Regions from separate parts of the Mus musculus genome. Here all the other regions are linked to region 2. Evidence: chromatin loops called from intact Hi-C (ENCODE). Cell type or tissue: heart. All regions are shown on one strand.

Evidence for each region. Peaks named below come from ENCODE experiments on the same cell type or tissue, not always from the same donor. Only the 100,000 strongest peaks of a DNase experiment are listed, where the experiment ranks them.
Region 1: a loop joins it to region 2, with 4 times the contacts of the local background. A loop is called at or near these places in 12 of 42 quality-filtered maps.
Region 3: a loop joins it to region 2, with 3 times the contacts of the local background. A loop is called at or near these places in 4 of 42 quality-filtered maps.

The regions. Positions count from the first base shown.
Region 1 is chr3:123,097,087-123,105,086 of GRCm38, forward strand. The region is part of intron 4 of Synpo2 (synaptopodin 2); the gene reads right to left. Among named protein-coding and RNA genes, the nearest start is that of Myoz2, 66 kb to the left of the region's middle. In heart, a CTCF peak has its summit at 4,902; a DNase peak (open chromatin) is centred at 6,315.
Region 2 is chr3:123,157,861-123,165,860 of GRCm38, forward strand. The region is part of intron 1 of Synpo2 (synaptopodin 2); the gene reads right to left. Among named protein-coding and RNA genes, the nearest start is that of Synpo2, 74 kb to the right of the region's middle. In heart, CTCF peaks have their summits at 909 (motif pointing left), 1,501 (motif pointing left) and 3,140 (motif pointing right); DNase peaks (open chromatin) are centred at 881, 1,531 and 1,721; H3K27ac peaks cover 6,410 bases.
Region 3 is chr3:122,980,571-122,988,570 of GRCm38, forward strand. Usp53 (ubiquitin specific peptidase 53) reads right to left here and starts at 3,877. Exons shown (of 16, transcript NM_133857.3): 1 at 3,712-3,877. In heart, no CTCF peak of the experiment used is centred here; DNase peaks (open chromatin) are centred at 3,831 and 4,101; H3K4me3 peaks cover 2,879 bases; H3K27ac peaks cover 3,472 bases.

The sequences.
Region 1 (8,000 bases), 61 kb before region 2:
AACAAGGAATACACACTTTTCTTGAAGTCCATGGAAGGTCCTCTAAAACGTATCATATACCAGGACACAGAGCCATTGTTAAACAAATATCGGAAAGCTGAAATAACTTCCTATATTCTATCTGATCACAATGGACTAAGGCTACAAGTCAACATGGAGACAAAGCCTAGAACACATACAAACTCATGGAGATTAAGCAATGAGTTACCGAGCAGTGACTGGATCCTTAAAAAATCAAGAAGGAAAAAAATTTAAAATCTCTCCCAACAACTGGAGCAGGGCCTGCTCTTAAAGCTGATGCCGGTCTGTGGATCCTGTTCCCTAACTGGGAGGCCTTCTCTGGCCTCAGTGGGGGAGGATGCGCCTAACCCTGCAGAGACTTGATGTGCCAGGGTTGGGTGATACAGGTGTGGGGTGGCGGGGTGGGGGTTGGGGGGTGGGGGGGAAGGCTCCACCTTCTCAGAGGAGAAGGGAAGGGTGGATGGGGTGTGAGGGACTATGTGAGGGGGACCAGGAAAAGGGGGGTAGTAATCAGCATGTAAAGTTAATAAATAAATTGATATAGAAAAACATTTTAAATCTTAGAATCAAATGAAAATTAAAACATAGCATGCCAAAATTATGAGATACAATGAAAGCATCTTAAGAGGGAAATTCTAAGCATTGAGTCTATATTTAAAAACATCAAAGAAATCTTTTTGTTTGTTTGTTTGTTTGTTTGTTTGTTTTTCCGAGACAGGGTTTCTCTGTGTAGCCCTGGCTGTCCTGAAACTCACTCTGTAGACCAGGCTGGCCTCGAACTCAGAAATCCTCCTGCCCCTGCCTCCCAAGTGCTGGGATTAAAGGCGTGTGCCACCATGCCTGGTCAAAGAAATCTTAAATAACTTAATTATACACCTTAAAGGTCTGGAAAAAGAAGGACAAGTCTTTAGAAAGAAAGTAATAAGTTAAGACAAGAGTATGGAATGAAAATAACAACAAAATAATATAGTTAATGAAACATATTTATCTTTGAAAAGATAAAGACTTACCTACCCTTACCAAAGTAACTACAGAAGTGAGAAGAAGATCCAAATTAAATTAGAAACGGAATAGGAGCCATTACAGCAGACACCAGTGAAATTCAAAAAGCATTAAGTCTTACCTAAAATGGTATATCTTCCCACCGAATTGGAAAAATCTAAAAGAAATAGGTCAATTTTAAGATGTAAATGACCTACCAAAATTAAAACAAGAGGAGATCAACAATTAAAACAGATCTGTAGTAAGCAGTGGGATTGAAGCAGTAATTAAAAAAAAGAAAAAAAAATCTCTCAACTCAAGCAAATCCAGGACCAGATGGATTTTATCAGACCTTCAAAGAAGAACTAAAATCAATACTTCTCAAATTAATCCATACAAAGTGAAGAAACATTACCTAAGTATTTTATGAAGACAGTACTATCCTGATCTAAAAACCAGACAAAGATAAAGATGCAACAAAAAAGGAAATTAAGACCAAAAACCCCAAAGACCATATGAACATAATTGCAAAGGTTCTCCAAAAAAAAAAAAAAAAAAAAAAAAAAACCAAAAAACCCAAAAACAAACGTTTTAAGCTTAATTTAATAGCACATCATAAAGATCACATACTATGGTCAAGTAGACTTTATTCCAGAGATATAATTATAAAGTAATATATATATATATAAATAAATAAATGTTATTTATTACATAAATGGACTCAAGACTAGAAATTATAAGGCCATCTTGATACAGGGAAAGGCTTTTGATAAAATCCAACATCACTTCACGTTTTAAATCATTTAAAACTGCATTTCAATAATCTTAAAACTCGTGTAGAAAAGACTCTAAGTAGCCAAAGCAACCCTGAGCCAAAGTGAATCTACTGCTAGAGATATTGCCACACCCGGTTTCTACGCTGCAGAGGCAGCATAATAAATAAACAACCAAACAAAGCCCAAACAGTTTGGTAGTGGCACAAAATAGATGCATAGATCCACAGACTAGAACAGAGGCACCAATACAAGGTCAGGTAGCCACAGCTACCTGACCTTTGGCAAAGATAGCAAACGTACCCACCCAAAGCTGAGAAAAGATGAATGGTGCTTGGATAACTGGATCTAAGTGCAATAGTGTCCTCACCTCTCCCGTGCAGAAACCTCGGCTTCCCAAGGATTAAAGATTTGTACAAGACCTGAGAGTTTCCGCCTGTAGGAAGTATGGAGGACACTTCCAGATGGAGGCCTGCTTAAGTAAGGGCTTTCTGAATAAGACTCTAGCCCTTTAAGAAGTAAGTCCAATAACTGACAAACAGGACCCCATGAAAACACCTGTACATCAACTGTAGACGCAGCCTACAGAATAGGAGGAAATTTATTTATTTATTTATTGCTTGCCAGCTGCACATCTAATAGAGGATTAGTATCTACAATAGTCAAAGAACTCAAATACCTAGACTCAATAGAAAATAGGCTGTGGAGCCTAACAGAGAGTTCTTGAAAAGAAACACAAATGGCCTATAAAGATTCTAAAAAGCCTTCAACATCATTAGCTTTCAGGGAGATTCAAATAGAAACTTCTTAGAGATCCCGGCTGTGCTGACTAGTGTTTCCCCACTTTATACAAACCATCTTAGAGGAGGGAACCTCAACAGAGAAAATGCCTCCCTACCACCAGCCTCTAGGAAAGACTTTGGGGCGAGTAGGGGGAGGGGCGTCTTTTCTTGATTAATAATTGATGTAATAAGCCCACTGTGATTTGTACCATCCTTGGGCAGGTGGTCCTACCATACAGAAGAAAGCACACTGAACAAGCCATGGACAGCAAGCCAGTAAGCAGCATTCCTTCATGGCCTCTTCATCAACTCCTGCCTCCAGGTTCATGCCTTGAATTCCTGCCCTGAGTTCTTCCAGTGATGGAGTTTGACCTGAGAACTATACGATGACATAAACTCTTTTCTCCCCAAGATGCTATCGATCACCATGCATTATCCCAGCAGTAGAAACCATAAGACACACTATTAACCCAGTCTAGCTTTAAGAAATCAGACAAAAACATTGGTGAGGACGTGGCCAAAGGGGAACAGCTGTCCATGTGGGAGTGTAAATAGGTGAACCTGCTATGGGATTCAGGTCAGAGGTTTCTCAAAACGCTAAAAATAGAACTACCATATGACGCACCTGAAAATAGACCCAAAGGACCCTTGTTTCCTGCTACAGAGATGCTAGCTTATCCACGTTCATGGATGCTCCATTTAGAATAGCTAGGAAATGCAAATCAGCTTAAATGGCCATCAGCTAATAAATGGATAACAAAAATGTGGTGCACATACCTCATGGAATTTTGTTCAACTATAAAGGAGAAAGATGAAATAATGAAATTTGCAGGAAAATCGATGAAACTGGAACACATTATATTAAGCGATCTAATCCGGATTCCGAAAGGCAAATGCCACATGTCCTCTCTCATATGTGGAGCCTAGCTTTGACATTTTTATTCGTGTGTTTAACTTGGAGTTGCTGCAAAGGTCATAAAGTCAGAAAGGGACTGTGAAAGGAGCAAGAAAAGACACCTGCACGGACCTGGGGGATAGCAGCTGATACTTGATAGGAAAGGAGAAGAGGAAAGACTTAGTGTCCGAGGTTCAATCGTGCACAGGGGTGTGCGGACTGGGAGGGGAGAGGGTGGAGGTGGATTAACCAGAACAAAACATGCATGAAGAATCTTTACCGCAATCTACTACTGTGCATGCCAATATAAAAAAATGTATAATTGTTTTAGAAGGAAGTTCAAGCAGAAATACCCTCTGTGGGTAGATAATGCTCACACCAGGAGACAGGAGTTATTATTCAAGAATCTCAGTGCCAAGCCTGTGAATGACTGGCCAACGAAGTCCCAGAGACCTCCAAAACGATGCTGCAGATATGGCTAGAGGTCTTGGTTACTCAACTAGATAGTAGAACCCGATGGCTGAGGACACCACGTGCTTAAGTTTCAGAATATAAAGAAATAAATCTGGAACCGATCAGAAAAACTTCCTCTCTGCTAGCTACTTTCATCATGTCCGAAGTTGCTGCAGGCTGTGCAGGCTGCAGGGGAAGGCATCACTATTCTTACCCTGTGCTGATCCCTGTATACTACAATACTCAAGTGCCAGTCAAAGCGTGCCCAGTGGTTCAATCCTGGCATAACTGTTATGGACGTAACCAACTACTTTCTGATTGGGTTGGGGTACTCCTCTCCAGGAGGGAGTCATGCCTGATGTTGTAAACCTGGCCAATAATTCAAGGGTAGGGACTTCATAGGGTCTATGGAGGAACCTATTATTGCTGGTTTGCTAAATGATCATATGTCCAACTATCTTCTAAATATTTACATTTATGGGAAAGTTCTTTTTTGTAGTAGACACTGAATGGTAAATGCAAGGCTCGTAACTTGTCAAAGTGCTAAGAATCTGTGACTATTGGATACTCAGCCCTAAGGAGAACACCTCTCCTCAGGGGATAGGACGGAAGTCAAGTTAGAAAGGATGTAGGGGCCATAGGACAGGGAGGAGAAGTATAAAATCGGCCATTGCACTTATGGACAAAGACTGTGATTAATTCACTTTGCATGTCTCTCTGGTCTAAATGGTGAGGTTTTTCTTTTCTTTTTTTTTTTTTTTTTTTTTTTTTTTTTTTTTTTTTTAGTGACATCTTTCTGTGGTGGTCTGAATAAGAATGGCTCCCATAGCCTCTCATTTGAGTGCTTGTTCCACAGTTGACGAAACTGTTTAGGAAGGGTTATGGCAGAGATGTGTCACTTGGGTGTGGTCTTTGATGTTCCAAAGGTTCCGAGGTTCTTAGCCTTCTCACTCTCTGCCTTGCACCTATGGATCAGAGGTAAGCTCTCAGCTACTGCCCCAGTGTGGTGACTGCCTGTCACCATTCTCTGGCCATGATGGTAATGGTCTCTAATGCTCTGGAACCATGAGACCCCAGATTAAATGCTTTTTTTTTTAATTAGTTGCCTTAACCATGGAGTTTTAGCACAGCCATAGACAAGTAACTAAGATACTTTCTTATTTAAGAAATTTTGCAGCCTGATGGTGGTGGGGCACCCCTTTGATCCTAGCATTCGGGAGGCAGAGGCAGGGGGATCTCTGAGTTTGAGGTGGATCTAATCTACAGAGTGATTCCAGGACAGCCAGAACTACACAGAGAAAAGCCCTGTATTTAAAAAACAAAACAAAACAAAAAAAATTTCATTTTAGAGAAAAAGGAATTCTATAAAGTAGGTAAGAATTGTCAAGTGAAAAAGTAGGTAAGAATTGTCAAGTGAATGATCAATTTTCTGAAGTAGATAAAGGATAGGTAATTGTAGCCTAAGACAGCAACTTGTAAAGGCAACACAATGTCTAAGCCCTTCTAAGCATGGGGCCGGGGCGGGAGGAGGAAGGAAGTAGGAGAAGAAAACAGAAAACCCCCATAATGTGCATGTCTGAAGTACTTATGCATCTAATCTAGCCATTAAAAACCAAAAACACCAGAGAAGGAGTGGGAAAGAAGTTTTTAACAAATAATCGAAATGTTCCTCTCAAACTTCGCTTGATTTGTGGCTTGGGAATCATTTTATCCGGCCATGGTGGCTATGTTTAATCTCAGCACTCAGGGAGGCCGAGACTAGAAAAAAAAAAAAAAGAAATCATTGTATGGAATATTATTAGTCTGCCACTCTCTCTCTCTCTCTCTCTCTCTCTCTCTCTCTCTCTCTCTCTCTCTCTCTCCCTCCCTCTCTCTCTCTCTCTGAGATGAGAATGAGAGAAGAATTAGGGAATCTTACTTCATAGTCTAGGTTGGCCTGAACTCTGTTTCAAAGAAACCTGATAAAAAGAAGGAAGGGAAGTATGGCTAATTAACATTCAAAATGCTTCAGAATTCTTTGATTTAGATCAATAAGAATGTTTTGAAATCTCACTTCCAGAGAGATTTCAAATTTTAAGTTAGTCACTTTAAAAACCACTTTTGATTGGAGTTAGCAGGTCTAGGTCCCCAAACCAAGGGCAGCTTTTCTTTGACAATCCCTTCTCTGAGAGTTACAAAGATGCTGAAGCGCTCAAGACTGTCTTAAGTGATAAAACTATAATTCTGCTTCTGAAAAATATTTATCTCACCCTTGATGTGTAGTGACTGATCTGACAAAATCAGATCTTGAGGCTTCTCCTATCTTTAATAAAACAACAAGGACAATACTGGAAGTCAGTTGCTGAGCCACAAACTTTGGAATGGCGGTCTGGGAAGCTCTACGAGGGAGAAGAGTCTGCTGCCACCTGGTGGACGCTAGGCGTAATCACGTTTGCTTTAACACCTCACAGAGTCCGAGCAGGCCCACAGCCCTGCGTGGTTTGGTTGTCTTTGATGAGGGGAGCCTACAAACTATTAAGAGTCTTAAAGGACTGTTAGACAGGTGTTAGAAATGCGTTTTATAAAATGAGGTGCACAAACAAACAAGTATCAGATGACAAATTCCTGGCTCCCACCCAGATCTAATAAATAAGTATCCAAGGTAAGGCCATGCCAATCTTTACTCCCATGGAAATGAAAGTTGGAAAACGATGTAATAAAACACAAGAAAGACATACGGGCATGGTGGCTTATCCTGTATCTCATACTTAGTTCCTGACTTGCTTTGGTTTGAGATGCGGGGGGGGGGGGGGGGGGGGGGGCACTCATGAAGCCCAGGCTAGCCTCCAAATTCGTCTATAGCTGAGGGAGACCTTTAACTCCTAATCTTACTGCCTTCACCATTGCACCATTATGCTGGCTTTCAGCAAGACTTTCCTAATTCAGATTCCAGCGTCGATGGAGCTCATACTAGGCTGCCGTGAAGAATTAGTTAGCCATATCCAAACATTGACAAGCAGGTCAGGTATTCATCCTTGGGTGCTAAGTGTGGGAAAAAAAAAAAGAAAAGAAAACTCAAAATGGCAGATTCATGCCTTAGACTGACACCTGGGGTATCCAGGTTACTCAATAGTGGATCTTATTCTGGAGTGAGCAGTTGTTGACGGCATTTATACATTTGAAACACACTGGGGAAAAATGACCAAGGGTAAACCAATTCAAGACCCAGTTGTGGCTTTTGGGGTTTGGCTGTTTGGGGCCCAGTTGTGTTTTGTCTTTAGCTATGACTAGACGTCACACATGAAAATCTAAGCCATTTCTGTTTCATTATATCCGAAACAAAATTCCAAATCCAAGCTTGTTTTGATTTGTGATTCTTTTTTAAAGGTCGAGTCTTCTGAGCTCCGACTTCTGCTTCTGACTCATAGACATTCTAGAAGTACCAGAAAATCCACAAAAATTCCCTGGGCGGAGGTGGTCATGTTGACGTCCCTCCCTGCATGGCTTCTGAGGCTTGTGTCTATGCCTTCCCAGGCCCTGGGCGCTTGCTCTGTGGAGACCTAGATTTCAGTCTGGCTTTGGAAAGCAACCATACCTCTTAGGCAAGATCAAGTACTGCAAAACAGGTCGGGTCATTGACCCTTTGTCCCCAGAGGGAGTTGCAGCAGGCCTGGGGACAGTGAGGTGCAGTGAATGAATGGGTCAGTGGGTGTTGTCAGGGCAGGAACACACAGTGAGACTCTATCTCAAAAATAAAAGGGTTTGTGTGCGTGTGTGTGTGTGTGTGTGTGTGTGTGTGTGCACCTCTGTGTGCTGAGAGAGTATTTGCATCATCTCGGGTAATCCCACATGGAATTTACTTAAGAGGTGATTATCTTTTGATCATACCAAATCAAACCAGTCCCTTTTTCCTCCCCAGCATCAGGGATGGATCCTGGAACCTCATATTTTCTGGGCAAGCACTGTACTGTTGAGCAATGCCCTGTCCCCAAATCACAGCTTCTTAATTCCTAATTTTGCGGGAATTTTTGTCACTCGGTATTATTGTCACTAAATTTGAGGGTTTTCTTTTGTTCTTTCTCACGGATCTCCGTTTTCTCTTGGTCCTCTACGGTC
Region 2 (8,000 bases):
ACATTGTAAATGCTTGTTATAGCTCCCACAGGCTAACAAGCAAATCAGATTGAACATCCTAAAGTGACAAAGATATTTAAATCCGTTTTAAAATCTTATTGGTGTGGGAGGTTTCAGATCAACGCGTATGTCATGGCTTTAGGGCTGTGATTTGGGGAAGGAGCTCTGGGCTCCTGAGGAGGAAGGCTCACAGAAGAGGTTGCTGCTCAAGTAGCGGGGATAGGATCCACCGAGGGCAGGATGGAGGAAGGGGAGGGAGGGAGACTGTTTCCTGGAGACCTGGTGGGAATTGGGAGCACTCGGTTGGTAGGAAAGAGGAATGTGGTCCTTCTTCTACAAGAGCAGAGAACTTTCCCAAGGGAGGACAGCTTGGGAGATGTCTGCTGGAAGGTCCTTGATGGGACTCAAAGGGATGGGTAGAGTTTCAGATAAAGAGGAATCCAAAGAGTTCACTCCCAGTCATCGTTGCTACGAGCAGAGTAAAGGTGCTATTGGTCTATGTTCAAGGGAATGAGTTTGTTTGCAAGAAAACAGAGGGAGAAATTCTATAGATGATCAATTTGGAATAGAAAAGAGATTTTCCTGGACACACTGAGGTCTGGGCTCAACTGAAAAGTTACTTGGGGTTAGCATCTGCCTGCTCTCTGATCTGCCTGGGTCACACCCCAGGTCCTAAAGGACTTTGGCTAAAGGTAAGTCTTTAAGGACAGTTTGTGTTCTGCAAGATCCACGAAGAGAAATAAGCTGAGGGGTGAGTGTATAATGCCTTCCAAACAAGCAGTGACATTTGGAAAGAGAACTTAGACACACCGGGCACTGGCAGCTGCTCAGTTCCATCTCCTCCCTGGTGTCCCGTGAAAGCTATAAAAGGCCAGCTCTCCAACGCATCTGGAAGTGGGCAGGGCCCTGCCTGTGGTGGAGACCTCTGCTGGTGGGTTTTCAAACACAGAGTAGCGTGCTTCATCTCTCTCTTCCTCCTGCCTTCCTACTTGCTTCAGGCTTATACTAAAGTTACCTCAAAATATGAGGAGAAAAAAGCAAGCGGGCCTTCTTTCCTACCTGATGAGGCCATAGTGGGAATCTATCATCTGTGAAGAATCCAGTGTCCCAAGATGTGTGTAAGGACTTGGGAACACACTCCTGGTGTCTCAGGCTTAATTGTGGGGTATATTTTAATTTAGTGCTTTTATTTCTTGTATACTGGACCTGTTTTTAAAACTAACACTTTAATTCACAGAATAAATAAATCTCTTGGCATACAATTGGCTTACCTCTCATGCCTGCCTCAATTTTATCTTATATAAAAATCTATAGACTACAGTTAAATAAATAAAAATCTCCGCATCTGAATTAGAGCTGATATGTCAGAAGTGTCTTCTAATCGCTTACAGTTTAGTCCCAGAATTCCAGCAGTATATAAACCTCCCTGGGTAGCTCCTACTTTGGCTGGATTGTGAGCTCCTAAGACGGTGCTGCCCTCAAGTGGTCACACGTAAGAGCAACTCACAGTTTGTTTGGATGCAAACTGGGTTTCCAATTTGTTAGGTCCTAAACCAGAGAACTCTATTGTGCCAAGTCAAGGCACTTTACTTACACCAGGACCAAGAAGCTCTGAACACGGCTCCAAGAAGTATAGGGGCAAAATGGCCGACAGCAATGACAGCAGCTGGTTTTGCAGTTTGGAGCAATCCCTCCTGTTATGTGACTGCAAGGTCTAGGACGTGGGATATAACTGGCTTGACTTCATTATGCCATTAAGGAATCCTCAGGGGACCTCACAAGAATTCATGACATGGTGCTCTGTAATTATGAACTCAGAGAACACAATAAATTCTCCCAAGTGGTCACAACTCTTGGAAGCTCCGGCCAGGAATCCACATGGTTGCTCTCGGAGGAGGGTCACCAGGGACTTGCCCTCTGATGAAGCTCTGTGGGACTTCTTGTAACTGGCCTCAGTCAAGGACTTCTGATGCCTGTAATCAGCTTCCTCTCGGGTTTCCTCTTTCTCCTTGTTGAGAAAGGAGGCCATGCAATTAGTGGAAGAGCAGGCGAAGGCGTCTGCTGAGCTCTTCTCTTCACAGAAGTTAAGACAGGGCATCGGAATAGCCCGGCAGCCCGTCGTGGCACAGAGGGCCCAGATGAAAAGGAATACAATTTATTCTCATGTTCAAGTAAGTATTGAGGACTGTGAGGCTATTGGTCACTAGTAAATGTATCACAGACCCTGGTCAGAAGCAGTCAAGCTTTTGGGCTCCTGACTGTTCTGTAGGGGAACACTCTGGGAGCTTCTTTTCCTGTATTGGGGTATAGCTCAGTGGCAGAGCATTTATGTCACATATACAAGGCCTCGAGTCTGATCCTTAGCATCACAGGAACACAATGCTGGCACGAAATTTCAAGGTCACCGTGAAGGAGACGTGGTTTACTCCCAATGTTTCTATGCACTGAAAAGCACGCACTAGGTAACTGGTAAGAAGAAGAAAGCCATCAACAATCCTGGAGCAAGATGCATTTCAAGCGAAGCCTTTGCTAGATGGATGTGTGCAAACTACACGTGAACTGCTCCGAAGGCTATTAATATTTACTATCATTATTAAACAAAAACGCCTAGGGCAGTGGTGGTTCTAAACCTCTTGGGTCACATATCAGATATTTACACTTCCCATCTCTCTCTCTCTCTCTCTCTCTCTCTCTCTCTCTCTCTCTCTCTCACACACACACACACACACACACACACACACACATACTGATCTAACTTCTAAAGAAGCAGGTAAGGTAATTTTTTTCATGTAAGGTAATTTTTGTTGACATTTCAACCTTTTTTCAGGTTTTAAAAATGGATGGCTTTTTTTCCAAGTCCTTATAATCAGCTTTTAAGTCAGGAGCCATGCTAGCATACCAATGACCTTGTAGAAAGAACACCCATCACTTAAACTCTCAGATTGCAGAAAATCTAAATCCACAAGTCCATTGTGCTTATTTATCTTAAGATCCTGGATACTTTACTGTGGGGATTCCTCACACCGGACAGAATAATCTTTGTGATACTCTATTAATACCAGTAATATCCATAAATAGGCGGCTCTCCCTAGTTTGTGCTGTCTCAGCTTTTAAAATGCAGTGTTCCCTTCTGGCCACCAGGAGGCAGTACAAGCACTGTTAATTGACAATGTTAGGCGTTCATTATAACCTGGAAAGAAATTTCTTTTCTTACAAACTGTTTTCTATTTTAAAATCAACACTATACATGTAAAAGATCAGAAACACGCCTCCTTTTTAGTCTCAAATGTATTGGGGGAGCCTTACAGAGTTTTCAAAGTACAGTGAATTATCTATGTAGCATGTTAAGAGACGTGTAGATATAGTTCAATGTAATATGTAATAATAAAAAATACTTAAGAGAAAAATGCTGCACTGGGAACTTGGTCTAAAATGTTCCTAATCTACCAGGAACACATGTTACATTTAGTTAGTAAAGATTTTAAGAGTTTCGGGAGGCTATCTTAGGCCAACAAGTCTATGCCCACCCTACTCCCCCTTTAACTGACCTGGATAGGTCACTGGGATCAGGAACCTGCAGAGGCCAAGATATCTTTAAACACTGACAGCCTCACTCTTCTTGTCCTACAGAGACTTAGGTATGTGTATATGTATATGTGTACTTTGCCATAACATAATTCAAATTGCTAGCGGTTTGATTCATAAATCTAATGTTTTGTCACAGTTGAATGGTTGAGGAATTCTTCCCTCTCCTGGAAGATCCAGGAGTGATCAGAATTGTCTGACCTTGCCTGGCCTTGCCTCTGCGAAAGTTCATATCCCACTTAGAAAGGGGAGGTCTGCAAGTATGCTGTAGCGGTTGCGCATGCGCATAGCTGTCCCTCGATGTGCCTGTAGCGATCAGAGGACAGCTTTCAGGAGTTGGTTTTCTTCTCCCACCTTTACGTGGACTACAGAGCTTGAACTCCGGTTGCAATCCTTGCACTAAATGACTGCACCATTTTGCTAGCTTACATTTCAAAATTAAAACAAAACAAAACAAAAAAACCCTATTCATATCAGGTCAGTATAAGCCAGGTACTTCAAAAGTGCGACCCCAAGACCCAAGTGTGGTAGTATGTGTCTATAATCCCAGCACTTGGGCGCCTGAGGAGGGAGGATCAGAGTTTGATGCCAGCCTGGGCACCACGATGTGTTCGATGCCAGCATGAATTCATAGTAAGACCTTGTCTCAAAAAGCAAACCAAAGAAGAACATTAACACCACCGAAACAAAACACCACCACAAGGGTGGGTCTGTCATCCCATTTTCTCTTCCACTCTGTCCCCCAAAGTAGGTAGGGGACCCTGCTCCCCATGAGGCTTGCAAACCCTCACAAAGTTAGCTCCCTTCTTTCCTAGAATACCCCAGGAAGGGATTTTACTAAAAAGGACTGAAAATACACTCAGACCTTTGCAAAGCCTGGCGAATGCACCCCTCCCTTTCCCCACTGAGTTAGAGGTGTTGATATAACCCTGTATACTGCAAACCCTGTCAGGAGCTTCTGGTTTGACAGTGACCTCTGGGAGAAAAGGAGACTGGGAGATCGGCAATGCCAGAGCCCTTGCCTCTGGACTGGCTCATCTGTCTGGCCCCCAGCAGGTCTGATCAGCATTAGCAACTTCAAGGGCTTCCTGACAATCTCCTGACCCCAGGAGCAAATTCTTTCTTCTTTAAAGAACACACATTAGGCCCCCAATGGGACCTCTTGGCTTCATTTTCTGTAGCTGGCCTGCTTTGTTCTAGCTTCTTTTAGCCAGGCTGAAACCCCAGAGAGATTTTTTTCCTCCAAGCCCAGACTGAAATCTCAGAGAATTCCTCCAAGTCCAAACAAGGGAATGCTCAAAGATCCAAAGCCAACACCGGGAACATGGTGCTATCTTATTTACAAGTTAATTCATTGACTGTTACCTTTTTCCCACTAGAAGGGGAGGGATATCGGTTTGCCACTTATCTTTTTCATACAATGCATTTCCACTTTCTAAGATGCTACGGGTACACAGACACACTGAGGGTTTAAGTTGACTGTAGTTTTTAGCATTGCAGTTTAAGGGTTGTTTAAATTCAAAGGGGGTAACAGCTGTACAGGCTCTGCTATTATAAACTTTAAATAAAATGCTACATGTTTTATGATGCCTTAAGGACATGGTTAATAGCTGAGGAAATTATCCAGAGAAGTGCCAGAGCCATGAGGGAAAACATAGACCCTCCCTGGACAGCTGAGATCAGATGGTATTTTATAGCCCTTTTCCTCAGAAGTCAACGGTGCTCTACAAATAGCCTCAGATGGTCTGGTCGGCCAGAGAAGCCACCAAACCTCAACCCAAGGGCTTGTGAGGGAATCCGAACAAGGACTGGGTCCTGAGCATAAGGTATTGAGTGGGACGTGTAAAGCCAGCATGGTCAGACTCCAGGCCCTCACACAGTGAAGGGGAGGCACTGGTCTGGAAAAGCCTGGCTCAGGGACTGCAGACTCAGTCAGCTGCAAGGGTTTAGGGAAGCGCAGTGAACATCATTCCTCAGGGCTGTCCTTCCCAGAGCACAGGGCAAACAGCAGAGATCAATACAGAGGACAGGAGGAATGAATTAGCCAGCCACATCAGCTGGGATATCAGAGGGCTCTACAGTGAAGCTGGACCACCTACATTGTTGTTTTCTGAAATGAAATATCAATATTTCACAATATCCACTTGTGATGTGAGTGTATTAAGTCACCAGGTTAAGCTCTGCAAACCACTCAATGCTAAGTGAGGATGCGTGATTACTATGCCGCAGTAACTGGCTAAGAAGGGGCCAGATGCTCCTCTTTTAAAGACCAATTCCTTAAATACTACCATTCTCTCTGTAAATAACTCCGAGCTTTGTATGAAAGGACCTACTCTGCCACTGGCTTCAAGAATGCCAAGAACCGCATCGATCTATTCAACTTACTGTTTTTTTTTTTTGTTTGTTTGTTTTTTGTTTTTGTTTTTTATAGGATGCACAACGGGGACAAACCAGGACAGCACTTGATCAACTTGCAGGCTTCCTAAGAGAACTCGTAGAGGCAGAGCTTCCCTCATTCAGCTGTCCAACTAGCTCTGGGTTGCATAGATATTTTGGGTTGCTTACATATGCCTATATAACATATATGATGCTTATATATTATGTAAGAATATACACACTATAATTCTTATGTAATATATATTGCTTAAGTACTACTTATATGCAAAAGAAACCCCTCATTCCCAAACCAGGGCCATAAAAATGGCCCATAATTTTTTAGGACCCTGCGACCCTTGGAATTCCATAAAGCAACCAGCCCTCTTCTGGAGACTCAGGAGGTCACAGAAATAGTTAATCTGGCTTCTCTGTCACCCTGCAGCCCAAAGGTCACAAAACCAAACAAGCTGCCTTATCTTCTACCCTGCAGTTTATCCTCCCTAAACCCCCACTTCACAAAAAGCAGTTTCTGGGTCTGGCTTCCCCAGGTCTGCCTACTCTCCACTATTAAAACCACAACCATCTTCCATGGGGAATAGAAACTGGGTCTTGAGCTCTGAAAGGCGTCTTTGCTGAGCACCAGGCTAGATTAAGGTGAAAAGGAAATGCATTTGAACTTGACTTTGGAGGATTTATGGTAAGGAATATACTAGCAAGCAAGACTAGCAAAAAGTTGGAGCCTGGAAGAAAGTGGAAGGCCATTCAGGACCGGGCGTGAGCTGTCAGCGTGGGAAAGGATAGAAGATTGGCAGAGGCTCACACGCTGCCAGCGAGAAGGCTCTGCAGCGGTGAATTCAAACGGACCCAGAACATAAATGTGCACTGTGCCATCTCAGCCTTATCACTGCGCTCTCCTGTGATGCAAAAGCTTTCAGCTCAAGCGTTTACAAGACATTATCAGCCTTGTTTTCGTGGCTGCTTCATATGAGACATGAAGGGGACTGGGGATAGAGAGTGTGGGAGAGTCTGGAAATCTTGAACAAAAGAGATAAAAGATCCCCAGAAAGCAGGAAAGCCAAGCTAGAGCTGGTGACACCCAGGACAGGACCCTGGGTGCCCTTCTTGGCCTCCAAGAGGAAAGCCAGAACTCAGGAGGCCAGGAGGCCCCAGCTAGCACCTGGGAAAAACAACACATGTTCTACATAAAGGTTAACTTTCTTTGGCAAGAAACTTTGGATTGTAAACTCCCTTGAAGGTACAGGTTTTCTTGTTTGTAACAATTTTGTTTCTCTACGGTGTTAGTTACAGTTAGTTTTTGAATGAATACATGAGTGGATTTTTCCACAGACCCTTTTCCATTAGAACTGCTTTAGATAGAGGAAGGAAGAATAGAATGGGGGTGGGGGGGGGAGAAAAGGTGATGCAAGGGTGGGGGAGGGAGCAGGGGAGAGAAGGAGACAGAAAGTGGAAGGAGACTAGGAGAGGAGAGTTAAGCGTGGAGCCCTAATGTGTCAAACTAAAAACCTTCCTCAGCTAATATCTTCCCTTAATCTAATTGTTTTCTGCCCTTCTCTTGTCCTGTATGTTTCCTTTTAGCACCTGCAATATCGGGTGGCATTGGGTTGGGTGTCCTCAGAAGCCTGGTAGACAGGCTGGCTGATGGGAGGGCCTTTTCCCCTGCCGATGCTGCAGACATCAGCATAGGCGCCATCCCTCCTCAGGGAGAGCCATCTTATCACCTGACCAGACATGAGGTAAATGCCCTCACACTTCAAGCTCAGAGAAGTTCTGGCCTCCCAGATTTCGCCTAGGGGCAGGGCCCGGATGGCGGAAGAGAGGTTTCCTAGGAAGCCTCGCAAAAAGCTTATTTCAAGTTCTTAGGTCAGAGGCTCTGCAGACTGTATCCCGGCAAGGAAAGCTTTATGGACTATGGATGCCACTCATACCATTTAAAATGCTAATAAAAATGTCAGCTGAGGTTGGGCAGAGTGGTACGTGCCCACGATCCCGGCACTCTGAGAGGCTGAGAGACGGAGGAT
Region 3 (8,000 bases), 180 kb before region 2:
GATGGCTTACCTATCTTCACATTCCCTTAGTTATAATGTCTGTGGTCTACAGCAACACAGTGCAGCTCTCCGGATGTAGTTCAGGATGAAGAAAGCCACCACCCTCTGTCAAGTCAGAAGCGACTCCATCAGTGTGGTGTGGATGGAGATTGATAGGAGAAAGGGAGGAGAAGCAGAATCTTACAGAAGGGAGAGTAAGAGAAGGAAACCGTCCACCACCCTTTCACCTTTGGACACTCAATGTAGGGGTGCTGGTCATGGTTCAGAATAGCCAGAAGTGAAGCTTAGAGGAGGAAGAATTCACAGATGGAAGTGGCTGCTCATTCCTACTAACTCAGCACTAAGAAGGCTAAAATATACTAAGGAGGCTAAAGCATTGGGTTTGAAGCCAGCTTAGGCTACAGAGCAAATTCCAGAGCATACCGAATTATAGAAAAATTTTGTCTCAAAACGTGACCCATCCAAAAAAGAAAAATTTCTGACATGATTATCTAACACTTTACTAATATTTGAATCTCTAGTATCTAGTACACAGAATATGTTTTAAAAGGTTTACTAAGAAAAACCTGCTAACCCAAAGAACACAAATGCTAAGTTAGAAACAGTATTCTTGGGACTAGAGATGGCTGAGAAGTTAAGAATGGTTGTTACTTTCCCAGAGGATCCACATTTGATTCCTAGCACCCGCAGGGCAGTGCAGAATTGTCTGTAACTCCAGTCTCAGGTGATCTGCCTCTGGCCTCTATGGGTAGCAGGCACACAGATGGTACAGACATATAGGCGAAATACCCATCCAACAAGAAAAAAACAACAAAATACAATAATGTTCCTTAAAACTTTCCCCACCTTTAATTCTTTTTTTACTGCTCAATATGATAAACTTCATACTATCACAAAGATGTCATGCTATCTCAGATATTTATTTACTAGTGTAATTAAAGTTAGGGCTGAGGTTCTCATAGCTCTGTGGTCACAGCACTGGCCTACTATACTATGGGCAAGGCCCATGACCAAATTCAATGACCAGCACCAAAACACACACACACACACACACACACACACACACACACACTGGCACACGTAAAGCTTTGAAAGGTAGGACAGTGAAGGTTTACATAAAATTTTACTTTCCAGAATACAAATATGAATACATGAGGCAATTTGAGCCCTGTGGACTCTTCCTGTGGCCCAATACAGGCTCCTCTGATAGCATTTTTTAAAAAGAAAAATGTTACAAAAAAAAAAAATCAGCCACACAGAAAAGCAATTAAATTAAGATGTGATTCTAAGCCTTATATAGTACACCTATAATCTCAGGGCTTGGGAGACTGAAGGAGGAGGATTACAAACTGGAGGTTAACCTAGGCTACACAGGAAGACAACCAAGTACATAAATAACAAAATTATAGGCAAACACTACATTTCTTGTCATGGACCACTAAGAAATTGGCATACAAATACGTGTGTGTGAGTGTGTGTGATTCTTATTAAAAAAAGAGAAAGAACTCAATTACTTGCCAAGATTAGAGTGGTATATAAAGTTATTTAATAAAATTCCAAGAACTGAGCCTGGCGTGGTGGCGCATGCCTTTAATCCCAGCACTTGGGAGGCAGAGGCAGGTGGATTTCTGAGTTCAAGGCCAGCCTGGTCTACAGAGTGAGTTCCAGGACAGCCAGGGCTACACAGAGAAACCCTGTCTCAAAAAACCAAAAAAACAAACAAACAAACAAAAAAACCCAAGAACTTGTAAAGATTTATGAATGGTCGAGTAGTTACACCTATTTCTTGTTTCTATTATACACATACATTGTAAATGAGCATTTGAATAATCGTTGCAACACAAAGTTAATAATCTACCATACCAATACTACATGTGTATCGTCACTAATGTCTACCCTGCTTCTCCAGGAGGACACAAATCAACACACGTCCATCCTTAGCACAAAATCTCAGGAAGAGCCTCATACCATAGCGCACTATGTTCAAAATGTTGGCATGTGCAATATATAAGCTACCAAGCTTTCTGTAGATTGTCGTTAGGGTCTGTAATTAGGTCACACCTTATAGTTAAAGCTGTGAAATAACAAGACTGCTTAGTATCTCAGTAACTCACCTTTGCCAGCTAACTTCAACGACCACTGTACGGAGAGAAGACGAGTTTTCAGAAAGTTGTAGAGTCAAGCAAAGTCCTTGATTCATTCCTTCTACAACTACAGACTTCCAACATAATGGAGCTGGTGTCTAATGAAGTTAGCATCTAAAAGTGCACATCACCCCTTAAAATAGATCAGATTTCTTGTCATTTTTAAACTTTATTCTGTTAAAACAAACTTCTAAGCCACTGTACACCAAAACTGCATTTTTCGACACTACATAGTGAAAATAAACTTCTGAAATTAAACAATATAAGAAATATTTTGAATCAGAGCACATAGTGAAACTGTAAGGGCATTGTGTGTGTGTGTGGGGGGGGGTGCTTTCTTACTAAAGGGCAAGAATAAGTAGAAAATGTGTCCTACCACTAAAATGGCACTTTTATTTAAAAAAAAAAAGTGACGCCTTTAAAGTAATAAACTGTTAGTGCCACGTATCATGAGTTCGATAGACAACTTTATAAATAAAAAAAAAAATCCTAAGGAAAAGGCTTGTTTGGAGGGTCTCTTGTTTTTTATCCTTTGGGAAAAATACTTAATACATTGATTCGATTTACAAACTAAACAAATCACTTCTGTAAGTTTATAGCAAGTTGTCCAAAGGAGCTCACTTTAAAAGTCTCTAAAAGATAAGTCAAAAACCTTATTTTCCATACAACTCTTGCCCGCAGAAAATCTATTAGGAATTCTTCTGACAATAGCAGATAAATCACACATTACTTTTGAAGACCCTTTCTTCACTATTTTTTTTTTCCTTTTTTCTTTAACAGAATAGGATGAGGGATCTCTGCCTCGACCATCATCGACACAGAATTGAAAACAACAGAAAATAAAACTGACAAGTTATCAATGTCACCAATCCATTCTATCATAACTTCGTGTCAGCACTGGCTCCACCTTTTAAAGGTGAAAATCAGCGTGCCTGGTCTTAAACAAGCTCCAGGGCTCACCACAGAGAACTTAGGTTTACTGCCCATGTACCTCAAAAGTAGCCTTGAAAATATATTTGGAGGAAAGAATATGTTTCCAGCTATGGAAGACCGCAAGCAGATAAGGACGTGCAGTACGTTTTTGCAAGCATTTATCGGGATCTGCACGGAGAAAACAAACCCCAGGAGAATAACAAAACCTCAAAACAGGCTCAGATTGCAGGGCTTCACATCCTCCCGGTTACACCTGCGCAGGCACTTCCTGTTCCCCCGCGCCGCCGGCGAGTAGTTTGGTAATTGTACCGTAAACCGCCGTTTAGAAGCTAAACATTAACTCCGTCCGTCTGTCCAGCTACTGAGAAACCAACCAAGCCAAGATTCTATCACATCCAATCCAGTCTGCTCCGCCAAGGAGGAACGCCAATCACGCTGGAGCCCTGGTGAAGGCTCAGTGCTCCGGCAGCTGTGGGGCTGCACCGGGAACCGCAGGAGCCTGGCCAGCGCATCCCGACCCGGCCCAATCCCGCCCTCAGCCTGCGGCCACCCGGGTTAGCGCGCCCGAGCGGGGCCAGGCCGTGGGGACCGAGAGTCCTCCGCCCTCTGCCCAGCGGGGGCTCCCGCGACTCACCCCAAGCTCTACCTCCCGGCGCCGTAGCCCTTCCAGTCCCACTGGCCCGGCTCCGCCTCGCGCCGACACCCACAACGTCGTGACAGGCAAAGCGACACGCACAGGGACAGACGGCCACACCGCCGCTTTCAGCCGCCAGACCCGCGCAGAGCATGCGCGCACGCCCAAGACCCAGGGGCCGGTCTGGGCAGTGACACCTGCGATCAACAGGTCTCTGGACCCCGCCTTCCCCCGCGTCAGGACGCCCCGCCCCCTTGCGCCGGGCCCGCCTCCTCGTCTCGCCCCGCCCCGCCCCGCCCCCGCACGTGAGTTCCCGGCTTTCCCGCGGGTGATGCTCCCTTTCCGAGGGCTTGTGTGAGGCGCGAGATCCCGCGAGAGCAGGGCTCGGGCTTCTGCCCCGACGCGGGGGTGGCGCGCGGGGCGGGCTGTGAGACGGGACGTGGCGGATCGGCGAGCGGCTGCGTGGTGGGCTGGGGACTGCGGCGGATTTCCACGGCAGACGCGGGCGTCCCGCCGTCGTCCGCCTTGGTTGGCGGCTTTGCAGCCTGAGTGCGGATGCGCGGGGATCTGAGCCGGGGTTCTGTGGGTTTCAGCCATTGCTGGGTCGGCACCCCGGCGGTCCCCTTAGGGAGTCGGTACGGTCTGTTTGCAGTTGAATGGTGTCCTTTGGCGCGAATGTATTTTCCCTAAGTGGGGCTTTCGTGACCACTAATAAAACGAACGTCTTCATAACCGCGCTGACCCAGTTAGTATTTGTCAGAAATTTTGGCAGCATCCTCTCCGCGATGTGGAGCAGGTTTTGAGTTGCAAGCTGCTGCTGCTGCGAACCAGACTAGCCTTTGTCTGGGAAACTTTTATTTGGGATGATAATTAAAAGGAAAAACAAAACAAAGGGGGGAAAAAAAAACCTGGCTGATGATTAAGATGACTCAAAAAGGTAGATGTAGGTTTGGAAGACATTTCCAAAGCTGGCGTGAGTCATAAAAGTTGACTTAGATAAACTCAAAGGGGACTCCAGTTTACCTGAAGAAATCGCATGAGGGAGACCCTGCAGGTTGGTGGGTGACATGCAGTGAGGTTATTGTGTTTGACCCGGGATCAGTGAGAATTTATTATGTACCACATAAAAGAAGTAACATGAAGCCATAGACGCCGTCCTCAACATTAACATTAAAACCTCGACGGGAAGGAGCCGGAGAAACCAGCTCTTAGAAATGTAAAGAATTGGCACCATACTGTTTCCTCTCGGGTGCACTCTGTTTTGAGGTGTTGTTTAATATATCTTCTGTCACCTCTTTCCCCTTCAGCTATATTGTGTATTCTCGGATGTATTTTACATGAGTGCCTTAAATATGTCTTAAAAATAGACCAAGGAACAAGCAGTCCAGGTTTAGTTATGTTAATGTCCTACTCTTGACGTAACAAGATCTGAACGCCTTGTTCCCCCAGGAAAAAAAAAAAATGGTAGTTAGGAAGGTCACAGTGTGGTTGTATTAACTCAGAATTACTGTTCCTCGATGTGAGGTGAATGTTGGGGGTTAGATTCAAACAGTCCCTGGGTGAGCAGACCTAAATTATGAAGGAACCATCTTCACCACATTGGTTAAGGGTTCCTACAAGGGAGTAGCTTTGGTGTGTCAGAGAATACACTAGATCATCTAGGTGAAGCCCAGCACTTCCTAGTACCAGCATACCTCTTTCTGATAACTCAGACTGAGGAATGTACTACCCTGTGGCTAAATTCCTGCCTCTGAGGACTGGTAGGAGTAGCAACTTTCTGTCCAGAGGAGCGGGGATCCAGTAGTTCCTGGAAGTCATTATAGCTAGGTGTGGTAAGTCATGGCTGATGGGGTGGGGTACTGTGAAATGCAACAAGGAGAAAAAGCAGCTAAGAGATTGAGGCAAAATTAGATGTTAGGCGAAGTCTTTTACCTATAAAAACATTCATGAGGAGGTCTGACAAGCAATTGCATATTAACTAAGCCCTAGAGAGCAAGAACTATCTTTTTTTTTTTCACTGAAGTTCTAGGGCATAGTTGAGTCTGGCTGCTATGAAATCAAAACAGTCCTTTGGGGAGTGAGGCGGATTATAGGAAAGATCGGGAAAAGATGCAAGAGACAGATATGGGAGGGCTGCTGGTTATTATCACACCAGCAGGGAGTGTATGTCTCATAGCCTTTTTATACCAGTACCTTGGGAAGCAAAGCCACAAGCTAACAAACAATTTGCTGTTCCCATCCAAAACCCTCCCTATTCCTCCCACCTAGGTCAATAGAATCTTCAGCCTCTCGCCTTGAACTTCAAGTGTATCTCCTCTTATCTTTCCATGCCTCAGCAGGCCAGGAAATCTGCCAACAGACCTGACCTGCCTTGACCCTGCCTAAAAGGCAGATTTTTCTCTGCTTCAGAGAAGCAGCAAAAGGCTCCCAACCATTAAGTATCTGGCACCAGTGTTTAACAAATACATGTTTAGTGAATGGGATGAAAAGTTGTAGTTGATTTTGTTTGTTAGAATTGATAAAACTGTTTAGGCAAAAATTAGAGCTACTGGGGATGTGTGAAGGAAGACATGTGCCTGTTCAAAGTAAAATAAGGCTAGCGTGGGCTTGGTGTAATGGGGGCCCTTGTAGGTTCTTGAATGGCATGATTAGTTTGGAGTGTGACCAAGAGTTAGAGAGGAAACTAAAGCTAAGTAAGAAGAGATTTTTCAGACCATGACTCAGGGATGAGCCTTAGAACACTCTAGTCAAAACCAGTTCCTCCATGTATATCTCGGTTTCTGTGACATAATCCTTTCCATGACGTTCCTCCTAGTTCGTCAGTGTTTCCTCTCACTTTACAGGGATTTAAACGATTACTTCCATTTGTTTATCTGTGTAGTGTGCACACGTGCTGTATACCACGCGCGTGGAGGTGAGAGGGGAACTTGTAGAAGTCTAGAAGTCGGTTTTCTCCTTCCATGTGTGTCCCAGGGATGGAACTTGGGCCGTCGGGCTTGGCAGCAAGTGCCTTTACCTATGGAACTCTCTTGCTGCCCTTCCTCAACCAAGTTTAAACGATAATATGCCTTACTGTAAATTATAAGGTCTCATTTATTCTCAGGATATTAAATCCTTCAGAGTATATTCATGTTAGTTCCCAACTTAAAATTGTTCAATGGTTTATCATTTATATGAACTAAAATCCAAAATTCTTGCCAATGCCTACAAACAAAAAATGATCTACAAGTAAAGAATGATCTCTTTACTTATCTAACAATATCTTGGTATCTCCTACCAGCCTGGATTTTACATTCTTTATTCCTGTGTACATCTCAACTAGGACATTTGACTTTATTTTCTGTATATTTCTCTCCTGTGGGACACGTGGCAGTGGTTAATTGAAAATTTTGGTTGTGATATTTGGAGGTGAAGATGCTACTAAACTACATAGGACAAGATAGCCTCCCACACAACAAAGAATCATTCAACTCCAAATAAAATCCCCTGCCCTTAGTAACAGACCCTTCCCACTCATCACAGCATGCGTATAATCCCAGATGGAATTTTTTTTTTTTTTTTTTTTTTTACCTATCTGTTAGGCAATTAGTGTGGGGGTGATTCTGACCCCTTTTCAGCAGTTTTCAGAGTTTACAGAAAAGGGCCTTTTTCTCTGATTGCAAAGCAGAATAGGAGTGTGCTGGAAGCTACTGCAGCAATGTCCTTTGGTATTTGGTGTCACCAGTCCAAAAGAATATGGTCCCTGAGGGTTATCTTTCCCTTTCAAAGAAGTTAAGGGTTGAATATTCGCTGTATGCCCCAGCCTCTGAGACGTTTTGATAAACACAAGAAGGTCAAGTTCAACATCCCTGGCATCTTACATAGCCTTCTTTGGCTTAAACCTTATTGGCTCTCCATCCCGTTCCTCCTAAGATTCTGCTATTCCAAGAACATTTGCTGGTAAGATACCAAGTGACTTAAACTGTGGCCTCCTTAAGTTTTGCTGATAGCTTAGCCAATTTCATACTCTTGAGTTATTTTACCTTGACACATTCTAATTTTCTTATTTGTAAAAACTAGGGTGAATAATAATCCATGCCACTTGATAATGCTTCAGATAAAAGCAACTACGTTGTAGTATTATTGGTTACCAATACTGTGTCACCTGATAGTGTGATGCTACACGAAGCTATGTGCTGTTTCTTGGCAGAATGCCCCTGGTCCAGACTCTCACTGTGTAGGGATCTGTTCCTTCCCGAAGGAGGGGAAGGAACCCATTCTTTCCTTTTTATGACTTTCTGTTAAGATCC